3 separate regions of the Homo sapiens genome follow, and all the other regions are linked to region 1. The links are chromatin loops, found by intact Hi-C in ENCODE. Cell type or tissue: PC-9. All regions are shown on one strand.

The links. Hi-C counts contacts between places; a loop is a spot of excess contacts. Peaks named below come from ENCODE experiments on the same cell type or tissue, not always from the same donor. Only the 100,000 strongest peaks of a DNase experiment are listed, where the experiment ranks them.
Region 2: it touches region 1 in a loop (10-fold over the local background); 14 of 110 quality-filtered maps call a loop at or near these places.
Region 3: it touches region 1 in a loop (14-fold over the local background); 24 of 110 quality-filtered maps call a loop at or near these places.

Annotation. Positions count from the first base shown.
Region 1 is chr18:58,118,857-58,126,856 of GRCh38, forward strand. All of the region lies in intron 1 of NEDD4L (NEDD4 like E3 ubiquitin protein ligase), which reads left to right. Among named protein-coding and RNA genes, the nearest start is that of NEDD4L, 79 kb to the left of the region's middle. RefSeq lists an enhancer at 7,083-7,582. In PC-9, a CTCF peak has its summit at 3,229 (motif pointing left); a DNase peak (open chromatin) is centred at 3,225; H3K27ac peaks cover 1,566 bases.
Region 2 is chr18:58,177,866-58,185,865 of GRCh38, forward strand. All of the region lies in intron 2 of NEDD4L (NEDD4 like E3 ubiquitin protein ligase), which reads left to right. Among named protein-coding and RNA genes, the nearest start is that of NEDD4L, 140 kb to the left of the region's middle. In PC-9, CTCF peaks have their summits at 3,085 (motif pointing left) and 3,288; DNase peaks (open chromatin) are centred at 3,046 and 7,197; H3K27ac peaks cover 2,123 bases.
Region 3 is chr18:57,954,810-57,962,809 of GRCh38, forward strand. LINC01897 (long intergenic non-protein coding RNA 1897) reads right to left here and starts at 6,818. Exons shown (of 2, transcript XR_007066389.1): 1 at 6,693-6,818; 2 at 6,427-6,597. In PC-9, CTCF peaks have their summits at 4,604 (motif pointing right) and 4,805; no DNase peak of the experiment used is centred here.

The sequences.
Region 1 (8,000 bases):
CTGGGTGGGCGCTGATTCCAGATCCTCTTCAGCCCCCCAAGCGGAACTGGGTTTCTCTTGAAGGTCCTAACCTCAGCTCACACCACCTGCTACTACCTTTCTGGGTCTTGGATTTTGTTGTTACCCAGGCCCGGGGTCATCCCAAAGGCTCTTGATAGCCCTGTGGCTGTGCTTGCTAATACACTGTCCTCATCTTTTGTCAGCGAAGTAAATCCAATAATGTTTCCTTCTCTTTAATCCAAGCCAGTCTTCATTGAAAACACTTCACCTCTAAGCTCTCAGGCTCTGCAGTCTGCCCTCTCCAACCTTACCCCTCATGCCCCACCTTCCCTTTGTCCCCATCTTTCCCTTCTGTTCCAGTCATTCTCATGGGCCATGGAGAGTGGAAGCCTGGGAGGGCTTTGCCAAAGTCCAGTTGCCTGCTCACTTTCCTAAGGGCCAGAGCAATGGGGGAGGTGGGGGAGGTGTGGGCACCTGTATACATTTGTGTTGAAAAAGGTACCCAGGCTATTCTGAGGTCCTTTTCTGCCCCCAGCCTGGTTTCTGGGCCTCCCTGGAGTCTCTCTTTCTGGCATTTGTGTTCTGGAATCGCTTATCAGCCTGGACTCCTTCATCAGCAGCTGCCACAGTGTCTTTGCAGTCACACTACACACCTTTACCCCGATCCACTGACCTGCTGTCCCGGATGGCCCTGGTGTGTTCTCTCTGTTCCTAGCCGCAGAAATTGCTGGTGAATGTCACCAAGCTAAGCGGTGTAGCTTTATAACAAGTGGATTCAGCCAGCTGGGACTGGACGACTGAGAGTTTGCAGCCCCTGCTGGACCCTGTGTAACTGTCCAGTTCGCCTAGCTATTGGTTTGGCCCAGTGGTTTTCAATTTTGGCTGCACATCAGAATCACCTGGGGGAGGTTTAAAACCCTACCTCTGCCCCCATGCCCTGGGGTTCACACCCAGAAATGCTGACTTCATTGGTCGGGGGCTGGCAGGCCTGGACATTGGCGGTTTGCTTAGAAGCTGCCCGGGTGGTTCTCATAGCAGCCAGGGTCAAGCACCACGGCCTGTTCTTACCTGGCTCCCCAGGCCCCCTTTAATCTCCCTCTGCAGCAGATTGGCACACATCGCATTGTGGAGCAAGCCATCTGATAATTTTCCTTAATCGTCTTTGAAGATCTTCCCTCTGCCTGTTGATCCTTTAAGGAAGAAGTCTCCTTGCCAGGATCGGCCTCTCCAGTCTCTGGATCCCTTCTTGCTTGCTCTCTTCAGAACCCATGAAACCTCTCTGGCTGCCTTGACGTCAGCCAGATTGGACTGCCCAAATAGAAAGGCAGAAATCCCTGTCGAGGCCAGACAGCAAGGATGGAGAGAGGCAGGGGGTGAAATGAAACACACCAGGAGGAGTAAAGACAAGGCCTTCTGATGTCAGCCAAGAGCAGGTGTGGATTAGGCAGTCCTAAGTTTGAGTCCTGGTTCTGCTATTCATTGGCCAATTGTATTCTCCCTCCCTCTACGATGAGGTTAATTACAGTTACCTCACTGGGATTTGTGAGGATGGAATGAGGTAACAAAACATAAAATACTATCAGTACAATGCCCAGCTCATAATGAGTATGCAGCAAATGTTCACCCTTTAAAAAATGCCACGGCCGGGCGTGGTGGCTCGCGCCTGTAATCCCAGCACGTTGGGAGGCTGAGGCGGGCGGATCACGAGGTCAGGAGATCGAGACCATCCTGGCTAACACAGTGAAACCCCGTCTCTACTAAAAATACAAAAAAATTAGCCAGGCGTGGTGGCGGGAGCCTGTAGTCCCAGCTACTCGGGAGGTTGAGGCAGGAGAATGGCATGAACCTGGGAGGCGGAGCTTGCGGTGAGCCGAGATCACGCCACTGCACTCCAACCTGGGTGACAGAGCAAGACTCCATCTCAAAAAAAAGAAAAAAAGTCCCTTTCTACCTTCAAATTCAGGAAAATTTTCTTTAGTCCAACAGATGTAATCCCCCCCTCACTCCCCCATCCCCACTGGTATCTTTATGTACTCAGGTGACTATTACCATATTCTGCTTGGACTGTTTTTATACATTGCAGATAATTTGAAGATATGGACTTAGGTAGGTTTTTAGATTTATAATAATTAAGTGATGTTTTTCTATCAAGTGATGAAAGTTTCAACAGATATTTGTTAAAATTTAATTTAGCCAAAGGAAGACATGCCATTTCAGCAATGTGATCTAAGTAAAAGTGTCTTCTCTTTTTTTTGGTGGGGAGAACAGAGTGTAGAATGATATTAGTAAGATAGAGAATTGATGACCAAACCATAACTGCTAGCATTTTAGTAGAGGACACAACAGAGAAAGGATTCTCACGTGTGTTATTAGGATCTTGGATGAGAGTGGGCTGTTATTTTAACTTTGGCCCCTGTTGGAGCAAATTACTCTTTGGGGGCCCGGTTTTCCTCAGGAACTACCTACAGAATTCAGTGAGATAGATTTTAGAACCCTTCTGAATGCTGCTGGTTTGGAGATTCTGTCTGTAGCAAGTTTTGTTCAGTTGTTAATCTTTCTTTCTTTTCTTTCATTCTTTTTTTTTTTGACAGGGTCTCTCTATCACCCAGGCTGGAGCAGTGGTGTGGCCCTGGCTCACTGCAGGCTCAAGCGCTCCTTCCACTTCAACTGCCCAAGTAGTTAGAACCACAGGCGAGTTCCACTACAGCTGGCTAATTAACAAAAATTTTTTTTGTAGAGATGAGGTCTCACTGTGTTGCCCAGGCTGGTCTCAAACTCCTGGGCTCAAGTCATCATCCTGTGTTGGCTTTCGAAAGTGCTGGGATTGCAGGCATGAGCCACCACACCTGGCCAACTATATGTTTTCTATGTTTATTATATTTTCTGATTTGTAATGTATTTTAAAATTATCCCAATAATATATGAATGCAATCTTGAAAAATACTCAGCATAGCCTTTAGGCTAAAAAGTGGAGGTCTGCCATTTCTCTGCCTTGCCCCATTCCCTTCCCATGTCTTATTTTCCCTGTTACCAGGTTGGTGTGAAGCCTTTGAGACCTTTTTCTCTGCACACCCATATATGTGTTTTTTCTATGTTTTTATAGTATTGTTTCATTTAAAAAATAAACTAGGTTTTTGAACTTGAGAAATTTCAACTCGTTCTGCTCAGAGCTTTGTTTTATTAAAATCAGTGCCTGGGAGTTGCTCAAGTCTTTGGGCTGTGTCGCCCTCTAGTGGTAGCCCTTTGGCTTACAGCTGCCATTCAGCCCTAGGGCTGGGGTGGAAGTGATGGTTTTGTGCCCACAACCTGATGGCAGGGTTGGCAGTGTTTAGTTGCTGACAAGTGTCTAAAACTCAATCTAGGCCGGGTGCTGTGGCTCACGCCTGTAATCCCAGCACTTTGGGAGGCCAAGGCGGGTGGATCACCTGAGGTCAGGAGTTCGAGACCAGTCTGGCCAACACGGTGAAACCCCGTCTCTACTAAAAATACAAAAATTAGCCGGGTGTGGTGGCGGGCGCCTGTAATTCCAGCTACTCAGGAGGCTGAGGCAGGAGAATAGCTTGAACCCAGGAGGAGGTTCCAGTGAGCCGAAATTGCGCCATTGCACTCCAGCCTGGGCAACAAGAGCAAAATTCTGTCTAAAATAAAATAAAATAAAATAAAATATAAAAGTCTAGTGAGCCCTGGAGTGGTGTTTGCCTTGCTACCTCCAACTTGCCCTTTTTAAGAGACTTAAAATTTGTGGTAACTTTTCACATGATGTGTATTTAGATACTGCTGAGTTAATGAGGCTGCTATACCTGGCTGATTTATTGTTTGCTTTCAAAGCAGTTGTCAAGTGGTGTCCACCCATCCCACTGATGGATTTTTTTTCTTTTTTCTTTTTCTTTTTTTTTTGAGACAGAGTCTTGCTCTGTTGCCCAGACTGGAGTGCAATGGCATGATCTCGGCTCACTGCAGTGTCTGCCTCCCAAGTTCAAGCAATTCTCCTGCCTCAGCCCCCTGAGTAGGGATTACAGGTGTGTGCCACCACGCCTGGCTCATTTTTGTATTTTTAGCAGAGATGGAGTTTCACCATGATGGCCAGGCTAGTCTCGAACTCCTGACCTCAAGTGATCCACCCACTTCAGCCCCCCAGAGTGCTGGGATTACAGGTGTGAGCCACTGCACCTGGCCCCACTGACTGTTTATATCTGTTATACTGTTCTTGCCTCTGTGCCTTTTGGGTTCCCTGTCATGGCAGCATCCTTACATCCTCCACCACCTCTGAATGTTCCCGCACCTTCTCTTTCTAATGGAAGCCTGGCTGGCCCTTGAAGACACCGCCAACCCTGCTGGTCTCTTCACAGAGTATCCACCCAGCAACCTGGCCTGTCCATTCTTGACTTCTTCTGGTCCAGCTGCCTTTCTGTACCTCATTTTAGTGACCCTTTTTAGATCTCGTCCAGGTTAGCCTCTAGAACCCTGATCTCAGGCACCCCACTCTGCGATCTTCCGTTCCCAGCCTTCCCACTTGAAATCGTCTTGGAAATCCCGGGCTTTGCCAATCTGTGGACCCACCACCTTTTCACCCCCTTTCCGGTGCCCTCAGGGGACTTTGCTGTAGCCTGAACCTCATGGTCCCTTCCTGTAAACAGCCAAACTGCTTTGTACTCCCTGAGGAGACCCCCGCCCCGGTTGGACACCCCACCCTGGTTAAACCCACTTTCACAATTATTCCAAAACTGCCAACTGGACTTGCATCTCTTCAGATCGGCTGTCATCACTCATTGTATCAGGAATCTTATTACACTTTTGCAGCAGTTTCATCGGTTCAGAGAAAACTCTTTCATACCTTCTGCTCATCAGTTCTCCACACCTCCCATCATTCTCCTAGCTGATGACTTTGCTGCTTGTCTCATTGAGGAAAGAAGCCGTTCAGTCAGTGAGACCCCCTGTCTCGCCTCCACCTTTCCACCTGCTGCCGCGGAGGCTTCCCCAGCTCCTGTCTCACTCAGGCCCCTTGCCACTCTCAAGGCATCTTCTTCCTGCTTCCCAAGGATGTCACTCCTGCAGTTAACCCTTTTTCCTCCTGCATTATTCGTTTCTTCCTTTCTTCCGCATCCTTCCAAATAGCGTAAAAACAGGCCTTATGACGTTTCTCTTTAAAAATGTCCTTACCAGTGCCACGTCCCTCTTGGCCACTGCCCCTGTTGTGCCTCACTCCGTAGAAAGAAGTGACCTGTAGAGACTATATCCTGCCCTCTCCAGCGCCTGCCTTCCGATTGCCCCTTCCAGTCTAGTAACTGTGTCCATTCCTTCTCCAATGACCGGGTGACAAGCTGTCCCTTCTGAGAGTGCCAGAGGGTGTTCCCCGGGTGGGAGGCCGGATGTCAGTGCCAGCTGTGCTGTCCTGGGTGAGCCTGTGAGGGACCACATCTGGTCAGACTCGTGCATGGCCTGCCCTCATCTTCCTCCGCCTGCGGTGCCTTTGAGAGCATTGACTCCACTAAGCCCGATTTCTGTGTGGCATGTTGTCTGTTCCTCCCCGGCCTCCTCGATGGCTCCTCCTTGGTCTCCCTCTGGCTACTCCTCTGCTTCTCCGCCTCCAAGTGCTGCTCCAAGTGCCTTCTGTGCTCTGTCTCCATCCATCCCAAACCTTCCAACACTCTCTGTAAGTGGAATCTCACCTTGAGGCTGCCAGCCCAGCCTCCTCACCTCTGTGCTCCATCTTTAGAGAGTCACCTCTCTGTCTGGCATTCCCACTTGAGGACCAAGATGATTCTCAACCTTAACGTGGCCCACATGGAGCCGCTGCTCTTCCTGCCCAGATCTGCCTTCACCACCACATCCTGCCCACTGTCACTAAACGGCACCAGCTCTTACCTGGTTTCTCAGTAAAAAAACAAGTTTATCATCTTCCCTCACATACTTTATTCAATAATAATCACTAACATTTATTGAGTGCTTCCTATGTGCCTGACACCATTCTAAGCATTTGAAGAAGAGTGTATTAACCTGCATGAGGAAGGCTATTAAAACCTATGTAATTAATTAATTAATGGATGGATGTGTGGATGAATGAATGGCAGGGTCTTACACTGTCACCCAAGCTGGAGTGCAGTGGTCCAATCATAGCTCACTGCAGCGTCAGACTCCTGGGTTCAGGCAGTCCTCCCACCTCACCCTTTTGAGTAGCTGGGACTACAGGTGCTTGCCACCAGCTAATTTATTAAAAAACATTTTGAGAGATGGGGTTTCATGATGTTGCCAAAGCTGGTCTCGAACTCATGGCCTCAAGCGATCCTCCCACTTTGACTTATAGATTGTGGGGATTAGAGGTGTGAGGCATCGCGCCTGGCCTGTAATAACCTATTTGTGAATGAGAAAGGTCAGGCACAGAGAAGTTAAATAATTTGCTCACAGAAATTTCCTGTGTTGCAGCTGAGATTTAAATCCAAGCAATGTGTTTCTAAGCCTGGGCTCTTAACTGTAACACTGTCCTCTTCCCCCCACCAGGAGGGTGTGTGTGTGTGTGTGTGTGTGTGTGTGTTTCTGAATCTGACCAGTTGAGGCAGGCTTTCATGTCATTCTCTCTGGCCACCCCCTTCTTTGTTCACCTCCAGTCTTTGGAATAGTCAGAGCGATGTGTTCATGGTAGAAATGAAATCACATCAGGTCCTCAGTGGCCCATCACATTTAGAACTAAAGCTCACTCTTGCCTCATGCCTCTGAGCCCTTATATGATCTCGAGTCACCACCCCACTGCCAGCCTCTCCACTCTCTTCTCTGTGCCTCATGCAGCCCAGGAAATATAATTTGGACCGCAAATGCCAGCCACCTATGTACGGTAACTTTTCTAGTAGTCACATTAAAAAGAAAACAGGTGAAATGAATTTTAATGCATTTTAGTTAACTCATGATATCAAAAATATTTCAACATGTAATCAGTATTCACACAAAGATTAATCAAGTATTTAACAGTCTTTTCTTTTGATCCGGGGTCTTGGAAGTTTGACCTACCACCTCTCAATTTAGCCAGCCACATCTCCAGTACTTGGCAGCTGTTTGTGGCTACCTCATGGACAGGGCAGGTCCCGCCACCCGGGCATCCGTCTGCCTGGCGCACGCACCAAACGGGTTCCAGTCTGGGGAAGTTGGCATCTGCTGTTGTTACTTTTGGTCAGAACGCCCTTCGCCTGCATCCTCACGGGGCTGACTCCCTTTAGCCTTGAAGGGGACCGTTGCTCCGAGAGGCCTGAACACTCCAGCTGCAGCTTTCTCCCCAGTCATTATTGAGATCAAATTCACATCTCTTACAATTCACCCATTTAATGGGTGATGCAATGCGGTGGCTTTTAGTATATTCACACACATGTGCAGACATCACCATAGCCAATTTTAGAAAATTTTCATCAGCTGAAAGAGAAACCTTGTATCCTTTAGCTATGACTTTGTGATTCCCTGTTCCCCTGAGCCCCTGGAGAACCCTATCTTTCTGTCTCTGTAGGTGTGCTGATTCTGAATATTTTGCATAAACGGAATCATACTAGGGGGTCTTTTGCTTGGGACCCCTTTCACGTGGCGTGTTTCCACGGCCCATCCCGTGTGATAGCATGCATCAGTACTTCATTCCTTTTTATGGCAGATAATAGCCCATTGTATGGATATACCACCTGTTTTTTTAAAAAGTCCATTCATCAATTCATGAGCATTTGGTTTGTTTCTACTTTTTGGTAGAATGATGCTGCCATGAACACTTGTGTGCAGGTTTTTGTGTGGACATAGACTTAGGAATGGAATAACCATGGAGTTACGGTAACTCTACATTTAAGCATTTGAGAAGCTGCTGGCCTGTTTTTCATCTGCACCATTTGCATTCCCACCAGCATCAAGTGGGAGCTCCAGTCTCTCCATATCCTCCCCAGCAGTCGGTTACCCTTTTCTGTTGCCTCTGTAGCACTTTCTAAACATAAAATTAGCTTATTTCTTTGCAGGTGTCTATTGCACCCCCCAGGAAT
Region 2 (8,000 bases), 59 kb after region 1:
TATTTATAAGTTAAGTGAACTGGCAAATTCTTAAATGGTAAATAAAACCTTTCCTACATGCTATAGGTAGTTATCTAAATCAGGGCCTAACAAGCTTTTTTATTTATTTTCCTGTAAAAAGCCAGATACTAAGTAGTTGAGGCTTTGCAGGACTGATGGTCTCTGACATAGCACTAAAGCAGCCTTGGGCAATACATAAACAAAGGGGCATGTGTGTGAGCTGATGGTCCACGGGCTGCAGTCTGCCAACCTCTGATGTTATAAGCCATTGATTTTCTACAACATATATATTTAGAACTGGGAGTGTCAGTGTTATTTTGTCATGGTTTCCAGATTAAACTCTTTCATATTGCTGCTGGTCGGTCAATGACAGACTAATTCTGCTAGCATTGACTTTCTGGGCCAGGGAATGGGGTTCCTAGATAGTGCAGTAGCTTTTTATTTATTTTCTTTTCCATTCAAGGGTAACATGCTTAAAATACAGCGTATGAAGCTTTTGGATATCCACTGTAAATTTTAAGGTCTAAAAATGAATGCAATTGTGAAATGTTTTTGCCTTAGAGAAAACGCTCTCACTGCTTTGTGTTAATAAATGCATGAAAAATAATGATGAATTAAATGCATACAAACAGATGCAGACATAATTTAGATGAGTGTATTGCAATTAAAATATTGCCCACTTTCGCTACGGAATATTCGTTGGACTTATGACCTTAGTGTAAGTAATGTTTAATAAGGAATCTGCAATGTGTAACTCCTCCGTAAATTATTAAAAGGATTGGCATTCCTACTGTATAATATCAACACAAGGGATAGAAAATATGCCTGGATTCTTAATGAATGTGTGCTAACGTTCCTTCTGGCATAGGAATGTGTAGTAAATACACTTCAAGGGTTGTTCGCATTTTTATCCGTCATTGTTATAGGCATGTTATTGTGTGTCTCCTATTGAAGAACTGATTGATCATTGTTTTAAGCTTCTGTGACTTTTAGATGCTTAAAACTAGGCGTTCATGGTAGGAAAGTAGAGAAACATGTGGAAGAAATACTGCGTTTCAAGTTTGGGAGTGGCTGGTAGAAAAATCAAACTAGGCTAGTCTTACAGCTTTATCGCAGTTTTGTTTTTTTTCCTAGTAGGAAAATGATAGTATTGGTTGTATATTAAAACACTCTCTCTGACACTGACTTGAATCACGTGCGAGTTCATTGAGAACAGGGATTTTAACTTGGTTAGGTGATTTTAAACATTATTTAGCAAATCTGGAAAACAAAAGAGAAATTTTCAAATATCTTTCTTCCACGGTGGTGTACTGGCTCTCTGGAGTGTGATTTCATCTTCTCTTATTATTGCATATGTAGTCAAGCCATCATGTTCTTGAAGTGAGACTTCACCCACTAGTGGGGCCGTATAATTCAGGATCTTTTGTTTGTCCTTACATAGTTTCTTGGCCTGGAATGTCAAAATATCAGAAACTGTTCTTTCTCTGGAATCATCTGTCTCCGTGATGGCCTCGCCATCTGTACAGTCATCCAAGCTAGGGACCAAAGAGTCGTCCTTTACTCTCTCATCCTTCCGGCTGCTGTGTCTGGCTTTCAGTGTTTGTGTAGAGCAGGGGTCTCCAACTCCTGTGGCGTGTTAGGAAGTGGGCCGCACAGCAGGAGGTGAGCCATGGGTAGGCGGGCAAAACTTCCTCTATTTACAGCTGCTCCCCATCATTCGCATTGCTGCCTGAGCTCCGCTGCCTCTCGGATCAGCCACCAGCATTAGATTCTCATAGGACCATGAACCCTATTGTGGAACTTTGCATGTGAGGGATCTAGGTTGCACACTCCTTATGAGAATCTAACGCCTGATGATCCGTCACTGTCCCCCATCACCCCTAGATGGGACCATCTAGTTGCAGGAAAACAAGCTCGGGGCTCCTACTGATTCTATATTATGAAGAGTTGTATAATTATTTCATCATCTATTACAATGTAATAATAATAGAAATAAAGTGCACCATAAATGTAATGCCCTTGAATCATCTCCAAACCATCCACCCCACTCCTCCAACCCCCAAACCAGCCTGGAGAAAAATTGTCTTCCACAAAACCAGTCCCTGGTGCCAAAAAAGTTGGGGACCGTTGGTGTAGAGGACTCCTCAAGCAGCGTCCATATCTGCCCTATTCTCTCTATTCCTCCACCTAGGTATAGAATTCTATCTCTAAGACACAGACAGACCATGTTCCTGCCTGGGCAAACACTTCGGTGACTGTGCATTGCCCTGGGTGAACGGGGGCACAGAGGTCTTTGTGACGCCCTGCAACGCATCCCTCTCCGAGCCGCGGTGCGCTCTTCCTCCTCTGTGCCTTGCCGGTGCCCAGAACCACCCCCTTCTCCCTCTTTGCACAAGTGCCTTGCTCTCTCCTTTCTCAGGCCAGTGCTGCTGATCTGTCTGTGTGACCCGGGTGCACAGTCCTTGGCTCTGTGCCTGGCCCTGTGCAGGTCTCTGTGGTGGCACTTAGCACATGGCGCTAAGATTCTCCCTGATAGGCCTTCAGCGCCGCAAGGGCCAGCACCGAGTCCTGCACATCCTGCTCTAGTCCCACATCGGCCCAGGGGCGTTGAGCTGAGGACAGCTCCCTACCCCCTTTCTGTGCTTGGCCGACTCCAGCGCCCGTTCTTCTGCCCCTCCTTGGCTCTGCCTCCCCACCCCTTGGCTGAATCTCTCCTCCTTTCGTGCTTGTTCTCCAGGTGACTTATTCAGGTCCATATTTTCATTACCCTTGCATTTCATTAATTTTCTCATTTATTTTATTCTGTAGGTTTAGGACATTCTTTAAAACATGCAGGTTCTGAATTTTAATAATATAAAAGTCCTCTGTGAGTGCCCATCACATTGCTTTTCTGTCCTCCCTACATTAAAGTTAGCACTGATGCCTTTATGTTTAAGGAAAGCCTCCTGCAGAGGGGCTCTGCCCATGTAAGTTCATTAGAAGGCAGGTGTACAGCCTCTGTCACCTGAAGACCTCTTAACTGTCTATTCCTTCTCTGGTCTATCGAGGTGTATTGGGGGGGTTACAGCACCCTCTGGTGGCCATATTGTCAGGTGCATTTTTGTTCTAGCCAAATAAAATGATAACACAAATCGAATAGTCGATTGGAGTTCTTTTTCAGAGGACATCGTTAATTCACATTTTGTGTGTTTCAGCAGGTATTTAAGCCATTCTCGAATAGTGACACTTATGCAGAGGAGAGAATGATTTTATTTAAGTAATTTCTACTTTTTACATAGCTAGTTTTAAAGTAGATAATACATAGTCTTAAACTTTATTTCCCCTTTATTTCTTTCTTTTCTGTTAGAGAATTTCTTAAACTTGTAGAATTATCCAAATAAAATGCCAGTCACTAAAAAGGAATAATTAACCAATAGTGGGAAAAAATTAAATTCTTCAAATGAAGAGTACTGTATTCATTTCATATGGTCCCAGAGATAAAATGTTTAGGATTCATTTTTAGTTTTAAATGTTTATGAATCAGAGCTTCAACACTCTTCCAGGTTTCTTTAAGAAAGGAATTTGTCTATCTACGGATTAATTAATTAGCAGAGCCTCTCTGTGTCACCAAGACTGGAGTGCAGTGGTGCGGCTGTAGCTCACTACAGCCTTGAACTCTTGGGCTCAGGCAACCTTCCCACGTTAGACTCCCAAATAGCTAGACCATGGTGCATGCAACCATGCCCAGCTAATTTTTTTTTTCAATTTTTCTGTAGATACAGGGATCTCGCTATATTGCCCAGGCTGGTCTTGAACTCCTGAAGGCCTCAAGCGATCCTCCTGTCGTGGCCTAAGAAAGGAATTCCTCATATAGAAAAATATTGTTATATAAATAGTTGCCTATATCCATGCTGTTTATGGTAACAGCTAAGGTTCATCTCAAAAGTATTTGTATTTGGCTTTGGAATAAAAAGAAATTTCCCCTTTCATAGGGTTCTGAGATTGTAGGAGTTTTTAGTATTTCAAAAAGTTAATGGAACAATCTGTGATGTGAAAGAGACTCAGAAGAGGCTAGAGAGGTCTTTAACACATTTTTTTTTTGTATTGTTATCCCTTCCCTATAGCTAACTTTGTAGATGACATTGTTTTTCAGACTGATGATTGTGACCCTCAACCATGGCAGCAACAATTTTTAATTTAAATTTTTTAAAATGCAAGGTTGGGTGATTTTCTCTCTGGATGCTTGAGTTTTGTTTTTGATAAAAATTCTACCAGGGGCAGGGGAAAGAGTCCATTAAGTCTTGGTGCAAGAAACCTGGGCAGATTGCCTAAGTGGATATGCATAGCAAAGAACTGAAAACAGAGTAGGGGGTGCTGAAAACACCCACAGAGGAAAATGCGGGGCGGGGGGTGAATGCATCTGCTCATTTTGTAATAAAGTCCTTCCTTTCCTTTAACATCTCTTAATGTTACAAATACCAACAAAAACCATGCATGTCTTCAGTGGGACAGAAAATGAGGGAGGCATTTAGGGAGAAAAAAGTGTCAGTTGAGATGATGTTAAAATAAAGTTTATTTTCTTTGCAGTTGCAGACATTAAGATTTATTCTCTGGGCTGTTAGGACAGTTCCTGCAGCTCTCTGTGGTGACCTGAGCATTGATACCTTTTTTTTTTTTTTTTTTTTTTGAGATGGAATCTTCCTCTGTCTCCCAGGCTGGAGTGCAGAGGCGCAACCTCAGTTCACTGCAACCTCAGCCTCCCAGGTAGCTGGGACTACAGGCACCTGCCACCACACCCAGCTAATTTTTGTATTTTTAGTAGAGATGGAGTTTCACCATGTTGCCCAGAGTGGTCTCAAACTCCTGTCCTCAAGTGATCTACCCACCTTGGCCTCCCAAAGTGCTGGGATTACAGGCGTGAGCCACTGCGCCTGGCCTGTGCCTTGGTTTCTCAGATATTTCTGCCCCTGTAGTGTTCTATGCACTATGCAGGGAGGTCCTGACTGCTCAGAGCTTAAATTCTGCATTCCTTTATTTTAAGTGTTTGGCCAACTGCAGAGGAAGGTACCTTGAAAGATACTCCCTCTCCTCCCTCACTGCTGGGTCCCCTGTCATAGGAGACCTGGCCTGAGGAGGCTTCTTCCTGGTAACCTGGGTTGTCACTGGGACCACATCTTCCCATAAGAATAATGCTTCAGGTTGTATGGGAGAAGTGTCTGACAGCAGTAACTTCAGCACACCCTGAGAATGGCCCTTATGGCAGACACACCGGACAGCAGTCACTGAAGAAATGAGGGTTGCCACATGGAGGTTGCTGGGAGGAGGGTGCTAAGTGAAGGTGCTGTATAAGCTGCATGCTTTTTACAAGCAGTTGAAGTTCTGCTGTCCAGCCCAGAGCCACTGGGCCACCCTATAAATAAGTTCCTCCAAATAAACCCTGTGCCTTGTTTGTTAGCTCTGGGTCTCTTCTTTGGCTTCTTCAACTTGGTGCTGTCCCTGTTGAAGTTAATACGGGTTTGGCACAACACAGGAGTAGACGGTTACCTGTACCCTGCCAGCTGTCCTTGCTACAAACATTTGCCCAGAGAGTGGCATTTGTGCCGGTTCTTAAAGTGTTTCTTGAGCTGCACATTAATAGGCCATGTCCTCTTTCAACCTGCCCTCTGGCTAGGTAGAACAAACACTCTTCACCTGGGCTCTGAGCCAGCTGCTCACCTGCAGCACCCCCCTCCTTGGAGATAGCTTTTCATGTTGCATCTTACCGAGTTGATTGAGTATTCACTTCGAAGCTCCATGCTGCACGCATGGGCCTGTAAATAGCTTTTTCGTGCACTTGTGGGTGTCATTTCAGATCGCTTCATCGGATTTCAGTTACCCAAGTTTTTACTTGGTTCACCGTAAGTTTGCAAAAAAGACTTTTTGTTATCCTGAACATTGCAGGTGGAAACATGATTAATTTTGAATTATTTTTGTTTAACTTCTACCCTCTTTCCTATTTACAGCCTATTTTGTTTATTTTAACTTCCGCTGTTAAGACTTCTAAGGCCAGGCATGGTGGCTCACGCCTGTAATCCCAGCACTTTGGGAGGCCAAGGCGGGCGGATCATGAGGTCAGGAGATCAAGGCCATCCTGGCTAACATGGTGAAACCCCGTCTCTACTAAAAATAGAGAAAATTAGCCAGGCGTGGTGGCGGGTGCCTGTAGTCCCAGCTACTCAGGAGGCTGAGGCAGGAGAATGGCGAGAACCTGGGAGGTGGAGGTTGCAGTGACCCGAGATCGCGCCCCATTACTTAAAGGAAGTGGGCTTGTGTTTTGTGGCCTTAAGGATGTAATCTGTTGGTAGGAGGGAATGAGGGTGTCCTGGTAGGGGTGTCTGGCTTTAGTGTCACCATTCTTTTAGGAATTGCCATGTTGTGGGGTCACGTCTTGTAGGAGAAACGTTCTGAAGTCATGGGATTCTCTACCCTCCTCTCCTGCTCTTGGTTTCCACCAGCAGCCTGCTTGGTGTGGTTTTGAAATGGAGCAGAGATGGTTTTGATGAGCCTCACTGGAGGTGCTGCTGAGATTACCGAGAGGCCTTGCTGGGCACCTGGAGTCAATCATGCCGGGCACTAGCATCCGTCATCTTAGGAGGTAGGGATTATTATCCTACCTCCTAAGCCATCCCTGGAGTGGTGGCTTGGAGAAGTTTTCCAGAGAAACCGATCAGTTCATAAAGTTTCTGTAAAGGATTAACACAGTGTAGTCCAGAAATGTTTGTTCATGAAGTCTTGGTTTTTGGGTTTAAGAAAGTGTTCTCCTGTCTGGGCGTGGTGGCTCACGCTTGTAATCCCAGCACTTTGGGAGGCTGAGGTAGGCGGATCACGTGGTCAGGAGATCGAGACCATCCTGGCTAACACGGTGAAACCCCGTCTCTACTAAAAATACAAAAAATTAGCTGGGCATGGCGGCGGGCGCCTGTAGTCCCAGCTACTTGGGAGGCTGAAGCAGGAGAATGGCGTGAACGCAGGAGGTGGAGCTTGCAGGGAGCCGAGATGGCACCACTGCACTCCAGCCTGGGCGACAGAGCGAGACTCCATCTCAAAAAAAAAAAAGAAAAGAAAAGAAAGTGTTCTCCTAAGTGCTGCTCACCCTTTTTCCCAAACAGGACCTAACCCTGCGAGGGAGGGTGAATTAGGCCATTTGTTTACAGTTTCATCAGCACCAGGCGTGCACGGCGTTAGTCATGGTCCTTGCTCTCAAGGCACTGTACTTGTAGCAGCAGTATGGTGCAAATGTGCAGCTGAACAGTGGGCACAGGTTCCTGGTTAGCATTTAGTGCCACAGGAATGACAGGGAGGTCTTAATTGTGATCGGACCGTGGGAGCTGGATTACCCCAGACTGTAGCTCACTTCCCTGTAAGCTTTTGGTAGGGAGCTTGGAATTAGCACCATTAGTAGAAACAGATTTCAAAGGGAATGGTACCTGTTCCGTATGAAACACTTTAAAACTCCCGGTGTCCACACGTCTTTAAAAAAGAGGCTTAAAGCAGTTTCATTTCATCAACCCCAAACTGGAGAAGCTATGAATGACCACACTGATGAATATGTCCTAAAATATATGTATATTATATAAAGTGTAAAAACAGACAAGCAGGAACATACTACCAGTTTCTATCACAGCTACCCTTAAACTATCATTGGAGGGCAATTAAGTGGGTACAACCTCTAGCTATTTGGAAATATGTATAAAAATGACAAATGCCTGGTTGGGTGCTGTGGCTCACGCCTGTAATCCCAACACTTTGGGAGGCCTAGGCGGGTGGATCACCTGAGGTCAGGAGTTCGAGACCAGCCTGGCCAACATAGTGAAACCCCATCTCTACTAAAAATACAAAATTAGCCGGGTGTGGTGGTGCATGCCTGTAATCCCAGCTACTCGGGAGGCTGAGGCAGGAGAACCGCTTGAACCCAGGAGGCAGAGGTTGCAGTGAGCCAAGATCGCGCCATTGCACTCCAGGCTGGGCAAAAAGAGCAAAAC
Region 3 (8,000 bases), 160 kb before region 1:
ATCAGCGCCCATGGAATGGAGAGGAAGGAAGTGGCATTGGGCAGAGGGAGAAGCTGAGCTATGAAGGCCTCAGCCGACCCCGCAGGGGGCTCTGGAGCTGAGATAGCTTTTTAGAGTTGCCCTGAGTTGGGGCAAGGGGACAGGCACCTGCTCATGAGATAATCAGTCATTGGATGGTGGCTCCTCCAAAAAGGAAGCATGACCTTGGGAGGGGCATCTCTCTTTGGCAGAGGCAATGCCAGAAGGCGGCTCACAGCTGAGGGCTATCTGCCGGCAACACTTTGAGCACCTAGGGGAACAAGTTCTTCATTTCTGCAGAGGAATCTCAGCACTGTGATATAGCAACCATAGCAACGAAACACAAACATAGAAAGGAAAAGTATTCCAGGTAGAGGAAACAGCAAATACAAAAGCCCTATGTTGGGACAAAAGGAACTTTCTATCCACCCTCTGAAGGTTTGCTCTCTGAAATAGACTTGATTTTAGACAGACGAACAGGAGAAAAGGCATACAAATTTATTAACATGCAAGTGCACATAAGCCACACAACGTGTGAAACTCAAAGAATGGCCAGATGGTTGAAGTTTAAATATCTTCTTCATAGGGGAGAGGGAAGGGAGGATATAGGCAATTTTAGAGGAAGAGCAAATGATTTTTAGGGGAGATGAATGGGCTTGAATAATAGGCAATAGCGTGGGCTCTGGCTATGGAGTCTACTCTAGTCCTTCTTCCTGCAAAGATATCCGGTTGATGAGATATCTGGGGAAGGAATTCCCAATAATTGGATATCTTCTGGAGGATCTGGCATTTAGGTAGATAGGGGAACTTTAGGGAGACCCTCCTCTCCCCACCATATTTGCTGCTTCCCAGATGCACTCAATTTGAAGTCCAAAGTGGCATATTTGACACATTTTGGGGTATCTATTTTTTTCTTTTTTTTTTTCATTTAGGAAGAGGGTCTTGCTCTGTTGCCCAGGCTGGAGTGCAGTGGCCCCATAACAACTCACTGCAGCTTCAAATTCCCAGGCTCAAGCAATCCTCCCATCTCAGCCTCCCAAAGTGCTGGGATTACAGGCATGAGCCACTGCACCTGGCCTGGGGTATCATTTTCTAAACCCCAACAGTACAACAAGAGTTAGCTTGGCATGTGCAAGCAATGGGAAGAAAAAATACAAATCCATCACTAGGAATGTCACAAAAGACAGGGAGCGAAGAGAAGGCAGGAGCTGATTGTCCATGAGTTCAGTATTTATTCTAGTAGCAGTGGGGAGTTTTTTGAGGGTTTTAAGCAGAAGAGTAACAGGATTTATTTATACTTTCAAAGATTGCCCTGGCTGCTGTATGTGGGCCATAGGGGTGAGTGTACAGCGGGGAGACAGCAGGGCACAGTTGTAGCAGTCAGGGTATGAGGCTACAGTAACTTGGATGAGGGTTATGGCGGTGAAGCTGATGAGGAGTGGCTGAATTCAGGATTTATCTTAGGGGATAGAGCCAATAGGACTTGCTGATAGGTCGAATGTAGGATATGAGAGGGAAAGAGAACTAAAGATGACTCCTAGGTTTGTAGCCTGCCCAACTGGGGAGCTGGCTGGAGCATTAGCTAAGATGGGGAAAACTGGGAAAGAAAGAGTTAGGGTGTGGGTATGTGTGGAACGGAAGGAAGATAGAGGGGCAAAGAAGGGCTCAGGATTGTTTTGAATATGGTAAGTCTGAGATTCCTGTCTTAGTTTTTGTTCCCAGAGAAAAATTCTGAGATAAGAGTTTGAATGCAAGTTTATTTCGATAGTTTATTGCATTTATTGTTATGCAAACAATATTGCAATAAACTTGGATCCTTGGAGGCGAGCCAAGGAAACACAGATTGGGTGATGTGGAAGTAAGACAGGGAAGAGAGGGCAGGCAACAAGGGGTGAGTTTATTTAAAAAGACACCAGTGTATATACCAGTGGAGCTTAATACTGCTGGAGAACTCTGGGAAACAGTACAGAGCATGTGCCTAACAGTGGTTCCCTGGGAAAGGTAAGGAGGCTGGGGTAATTATCAACCACTCCCGTCAGTGCTCTGGGATTAATTGATTCCTTGGGGTGATTGATTCCTTGGCACTTGTGCCATGTAGGCTGGAGCACAGCAGGCTCTGACAGCCAGAGGACATCCCAGGCAAAGAGGCAGGGGCTGGCAACTGGAAGCCAGGCTGGTGGGCACTGAGATGGCAAGGGCTGAAGGGATACTGGTGGGCAAGAAGAGTTTCATAGTCAAGGCCTGATTAGGACACCAGATAACACAAGGAGAGGGGCTGGTATTCGGGGAGGTCAAGTGCAAGGGCCAGTATCACAGTTCAGTCTGGAGTCACAAAGAGAAGACAAGCAGTAGGTGAGGCAGCAGTTAGATCAGAATGACGCCCATGGACAGAGCTTATGGGCACTGGCACATCTTTTGAAGACCCTGAGTCAATATTAAGAGTGGACATCTCCAGTTCTAGAATCTCAGTGGATTGATTGAGATTGGGTGCATCATCCAAGGATGTCAGAGTTGCTTCTGCGGGGAACTTGCCTAAAGACTGATTAGGTGACTTTTCAAGGCTGCCTACAAACCTGAGCTTCTATGAGTTCCTCTTTTACAAATGCAGAAATCGTGGTGCAAGAAAGATAAGAAAAACCCTTAGACTCTAAAAGTGTGCTGATGCCCCTAGCTAAAGAACACTGCACACATGAAAGCTCATCGCAGTGACTTTTTCCACAAAGGAGGTGTGAATATTTTATCAATATTCATGAAAAATAATTTTGTAAGGTAAGCATGTCAAAATATGTCAAACCCGAAGGTCACATTTTCCAGAATTCTTTTTGTCCCATATTATGTTTCAATGCAGCATCATCTTTCTGTCCAGCATAAGTGCCCCAGGCAATGGTAATCATTTCATTACTTAATTGAAGTCCTAATTATATTAGGATCTATTGTCAAATGTGGTCCTGTCTTCATTACAACACTTCATTACAACAACCATAAGTAAATGGAAGTGTTGGACTTTTCCTGTAAGAATAGTTGAATTTAACTTCTCAATCTTGCTCTCTTTCTTTCTTTCTCTCTTTCTTTCTTTTTTTTGAGATACAGTCTTGCTCTGTCGCCTAGGCTGGGATGCAGTGGCGTTATCTCAGCTCACTGCAACCTCTGCCTCCTGGATTAAAGTGATTCTCCTGCCTCAGCCTTCTGAGTAGCTGGGACTACAGGCATGTGCCACCACACCTGGCTAATTTTTGTGTTTTTAGTAGAGACGGGGCTTTTCCATGTTGGCCAGGCTGATCTTGAACTCCTGAGGTCAGGCGATCTGCCCACATTGGCCTCCCAAAGCGTTGGGATTACAGGTGTGAGCCACCGTGCTCGGCCAAACTTCTCAATGTTTCATTTCCCACCCCAGCTCATCCTACCTTTCTGAGCTGGTAACCAAATTCAAGGCATGAAGTTTTTTTAACCAAAAAGAGCAAAACCTTTGTAATTTAAATATAATCAGCCTCCCATTTGGGAGATACTCTGCAAACATCTTCATGACACTCTGGGACAGCTGCTATTGTCCTCTTGGCTGCAATCCCTACATTAAAAATTCATGTTTGTGTCCTTTCTCGGTTGTTTGGCTTAGCTTTACTCTTAAAAAGTGTTTATGGGCCAGGCACGGTGGCTCATGCCTATAATCCCAGCAGCTTGGGAGGCCAAGGCAGGAGGACCACTTGAGCCCAGGAGTTTGAGACCAGCCTGGGCAATATAGTGAGACCCTATATCTACAAAAAAAATTAAAAATAATTAGCTAGGCATGGTGGTGTATGCATGTAATCTAACTACTTGGGAGGCTGAGGCAGGAGACTCACTTGAGCTCAGGAGGTGAGGCTACAGTGAACTATGATCATGCCACTGCACTCCAGCCTGGGCAACAGAGAAAGACCCTGTCTTTGAAAGAAAAAAAAAAGTGTTTATGATCCTCCCCAAATAGACTCCATCCTTTTATTTCTCACTGAACTCCCAGACAGAGGTTCTTAACCTGAAGCTCATGAGTCCTGTGAATTTATAAAACAGCTCCAAAGACGCCACAGATACCTCGAAATTATAGAAAATTTGATCTAGCTTTGCATTTGAGCCTCTCCAGGGTAAAAATCTTTCTACAGCTTCTAAAAGGAATAGGTAACCTAAAACCAGGCAAAACAAAACAAACAAACAAAAAACACCCCAAAACTTTGCTGTTTTAAAATCCCCATTTTAAAAAAAGATTATGTAAAAATAATTTTTCTTTTTTCATTTTGTTTTCATCTTTAAACCAGCTCTCCAGAGCCTCAGCCAGGCTGCCTCATCATCGAATCATTCTGAAATATCTTCCACAAACCTTCCCCTTGTATTCATACCAAATAGCTCTCAGCTATACTCCAAACCCATGCAATGAGGTAGAAAATTACTTCCCTCCCCCTCCGATTCTTAAAGTGGTTAATTTTTTTTTCCTGGAATGGACATTATTAATATTTCAAATTTGTTCTCATTGCTTTATAAACTGTAACCATGGATCCAGCTCTAATAAAGATGTCCCAGTGAGTTAATCATGCTAGGGAACAGAAAAACTCAGGGACATTCAGAATCACAGCCAGAAGGGGGCAATCCTTCTCACATCATACCTAAGACTGCAGCTCCTGTCAGGCTGCGTGTTCATGTGTAAGGCACCACAGGCCCCGTGGTGCCAGCTCACCAGCTCATCTTGGTGCCAGCTCACCAGGTCACGTGCTGACTTTACCAGTACATGTATGCTAATTAGTTATCATCCAATTGTTTGCCTTCCTAAAGGAATGAGGGCATCATCTCCTAGAATTTGTCTTCTAAGCTCTTCTCTTGACCCCGGAAAGAAATAGTGGACTTCATTGTTTTAGGGTGTTTCATTTTTGGAACACGAATTGCAGATGGGTTCGTGGTTGGCCGAGAGGAGCCAGGCCGAGAAGTTTGGCTATTTTGTCAAAGGCAATGAGAAGCCACTGAAGGTTTTAAGCAGAAAAGAATTACAGATTTGCATTTGAGAAGTATCAGTTTGGAGAATAAATTAGGGAGGCGTAAGATTTGGAGGCACAGAAGCCAGGTGGAAGGCTGTTTTTCAGGCTAGAAAAGTGGTAGTCTGTTGTAGGTTATATGCAATAGATTTGGAGAGAATGGGTTAGATGCAGGGATGTTTATGAAATGGGAATTGACTGGCTTACTCTGGAGGGGATGGGAAGGGAGGCAGAAAGGAGTCACAGATGACATCTTTATTTGTAGATTGGGTTGGAGTAGATGGTGGTGTCAATTAATGAGATAGGAAACCTAGAGAAGGAGTAGTTTATTTATGGGGGAAAAAAGATATGAGGAATTGAACTTGGGACATGCTGATCTGGAGGTGCCTACAAACCATTCAAGAAAAAGTGTCCTACAGACAATTGGAGATGCAAAGCTTGGAGCTAGGGGAGAGGTCTGGGCTAGAAACACAGGCCCATTCCCTCCATGGAGATGGTAACTGACACCATGAGAGTGAAGATTACCCAGGGGTAGGGATGATGAAGACAGAACAGGGTCCGGGAGGGAACGCTGAGGAAGACCAATATGAAGACATGGATGAACAAAGAGGGGACTAGAAAGAAGTCAGCAGGGGGACTGGAAAGAAGTCAGTAGAAAGATGTGTTATCACACAGGTGAGCCTTGAGGACATTACACTAAGTGAAAAGCCAGTCACAAAAGGACAAATACTGTATAAGTCCACTCATAGGAGACATCTAGAATAGTCAAACTCACAGAAAGTAGACACCAGTTGCGGTGGCTCATGCCTGTAATCCCAGCACTTTGGGAGATCAAGGTTGAGAATCACTTGAGGCCAAGAGTTCAAGACCAGCCTAGGCAACATAGTGAGACCCCCATCTCTGCCAAAAAAAAAAAACTAAAAACCTTAGCCAGGTGTAGTAGTGCATGCCTGTAGTCTCAGCTACTCAGGAAGCTGAGGCAGAAGGATTGCTTGAGGCAGGAGGATTGTTCGAGGTTGCAGTGAGCTGTGATCACACCACTGCACTTCAGCATGAGCAACAGAGGGAGACCCAGTCTTGGAAAAAAGAAACAGAAAGTAGAATGGTGGCTGCCAGAGGCAGGGGGCAGCAGGGAATGGGGAATTGTGGTTTAACAGGTATTGAGTTTCAATTTTGCAAGATAAAAAGAGTTCTGGAGACACATGGTGGTGATGGGTTATGGCCACACAGCAGTGGGGATGTACGGAATGCCACTGGTCTGTGCACTTAAAGATGGTTATGATAATAAGTTTTATGTTTTGTGTATTTTACAACCTTTTAAAAATAAAAAGTGTGTGCTATTGTGGGAGCCAAGATAACAGAGCATTTGGGGGGATGCAGTGTAGTCAGGAAGCATGCCAAAAGCCAAGTATGATTAGAACTAAAACATGTTTATTTATTAATACTTTACCAACGTGGTGACCACTAATGTTCTTTTTAAAAGTAGTTTTCTAGGCATGGGGGGCACAGAAGTCAGGTTTCTATGGATTAAAGACTAGAGGGTTTCCAGTCAAGTTGGCCTTGGAAGTTCAGGTCCTCCTCTTTGCTGCAATATAACAAAACATAAAAACATATAAAAACACATGAAAATATAAAAACAAAACAAAAATATAAAAATAGGCCAGTATAAATAGCACATACACACTTGCTGCAATAAAGCCAAGCTACAAAGGGTTTCCTGACTGCTCTTAAATATTCTCAACAGCATTATGGGGCAGTATTTCCTTGTCCTCAATACAAGACCTGGGCCTGTGGTGAAGTCAACTGTGAAAGGGGAGTGAGGGGAAATGAGAGAGGGAGAGGGAGAGGGAGAGAGAGAGAGAGAGAGAGAGAGAGAGGGAGAAATAAGCCAAAATTCTAAAACATACAAAAACAATTAAGAAAGGCATCCAACAAAATCAACAGTCAAAAGATAAATTCATTCTACATGATTGCAGTAATAAAATATTAAACTATTTAATATATATATATATTTAAGATCTACAGAGTAATAAATGAAGAACTTACATACCTAATAGAAATTTTATCAGGCAATAAAGGGAATAATGAAGAGAATTGTGAAAAGAAATAACAAGAAATATTTGAGGAGAAGATGGCTGAGAATGTTCCATCACCACAAATATGTCCTTAGATCAAAAGTATTCTCCCCATGCCAGAAGGTTAAATAAAAATAAAACCACACCTAGAAATAACATAATGAAACAGCTGAATAAAAATTCCAGAGAGAAAATCTTAGAAGCTACCAGAGAGAAATAGCAGTCAGATTAGCTAAAAGGGAATAGGAATTAAACAGCCCCATATATTTCTCATCAGCAATAACAGAAGCTAGAAGACCATGAGGTGGTATCTTCACAGTGTTGAGGGTAATATAAATGATTTTTCAAGTTATTATTCAAGAAGGAAGACAAAACTAAGACAGCAGGAATGCACCAGCCACCAATATTCCCTATTAAAGGAGACACGTCAGCAGAGAATAATGTGAACCCAAAACAACAGTGTGGGACACAACACACAATTGTGTAGACAGACATCAATAAAATAGTTCAGAAAATCATTGTTTTAAAAATTATCTTTCAGGTTTTAAAAAGGTGGAATTAAAACTCTAGAAACAATTACAAATATGTATGAGAAGGTTCACAGCAGTTTTATTCATAGTGGCTAAAACCCAGAAACAAGACAGGTGTAATATTAATAGGTGAATGGAAAAATAACTTGTGATATATTCATACAATAAAATATTACTTAGCAAAAAGTACACAAAAAGACTGATAGGTGAATTAATATGAACAAATTTTGCAGAAATGCTGAATGAAAAAGCCAGACCCAAAAGTGCACATCAATACTCCATTATTTCATTTATACAAAGTTCAAGAACAGACAAAATGAATTCATGGTGTCAACACAGGGGTTATACTTAGAAGGGAAATATTTGTTGGGATGGATTACAGG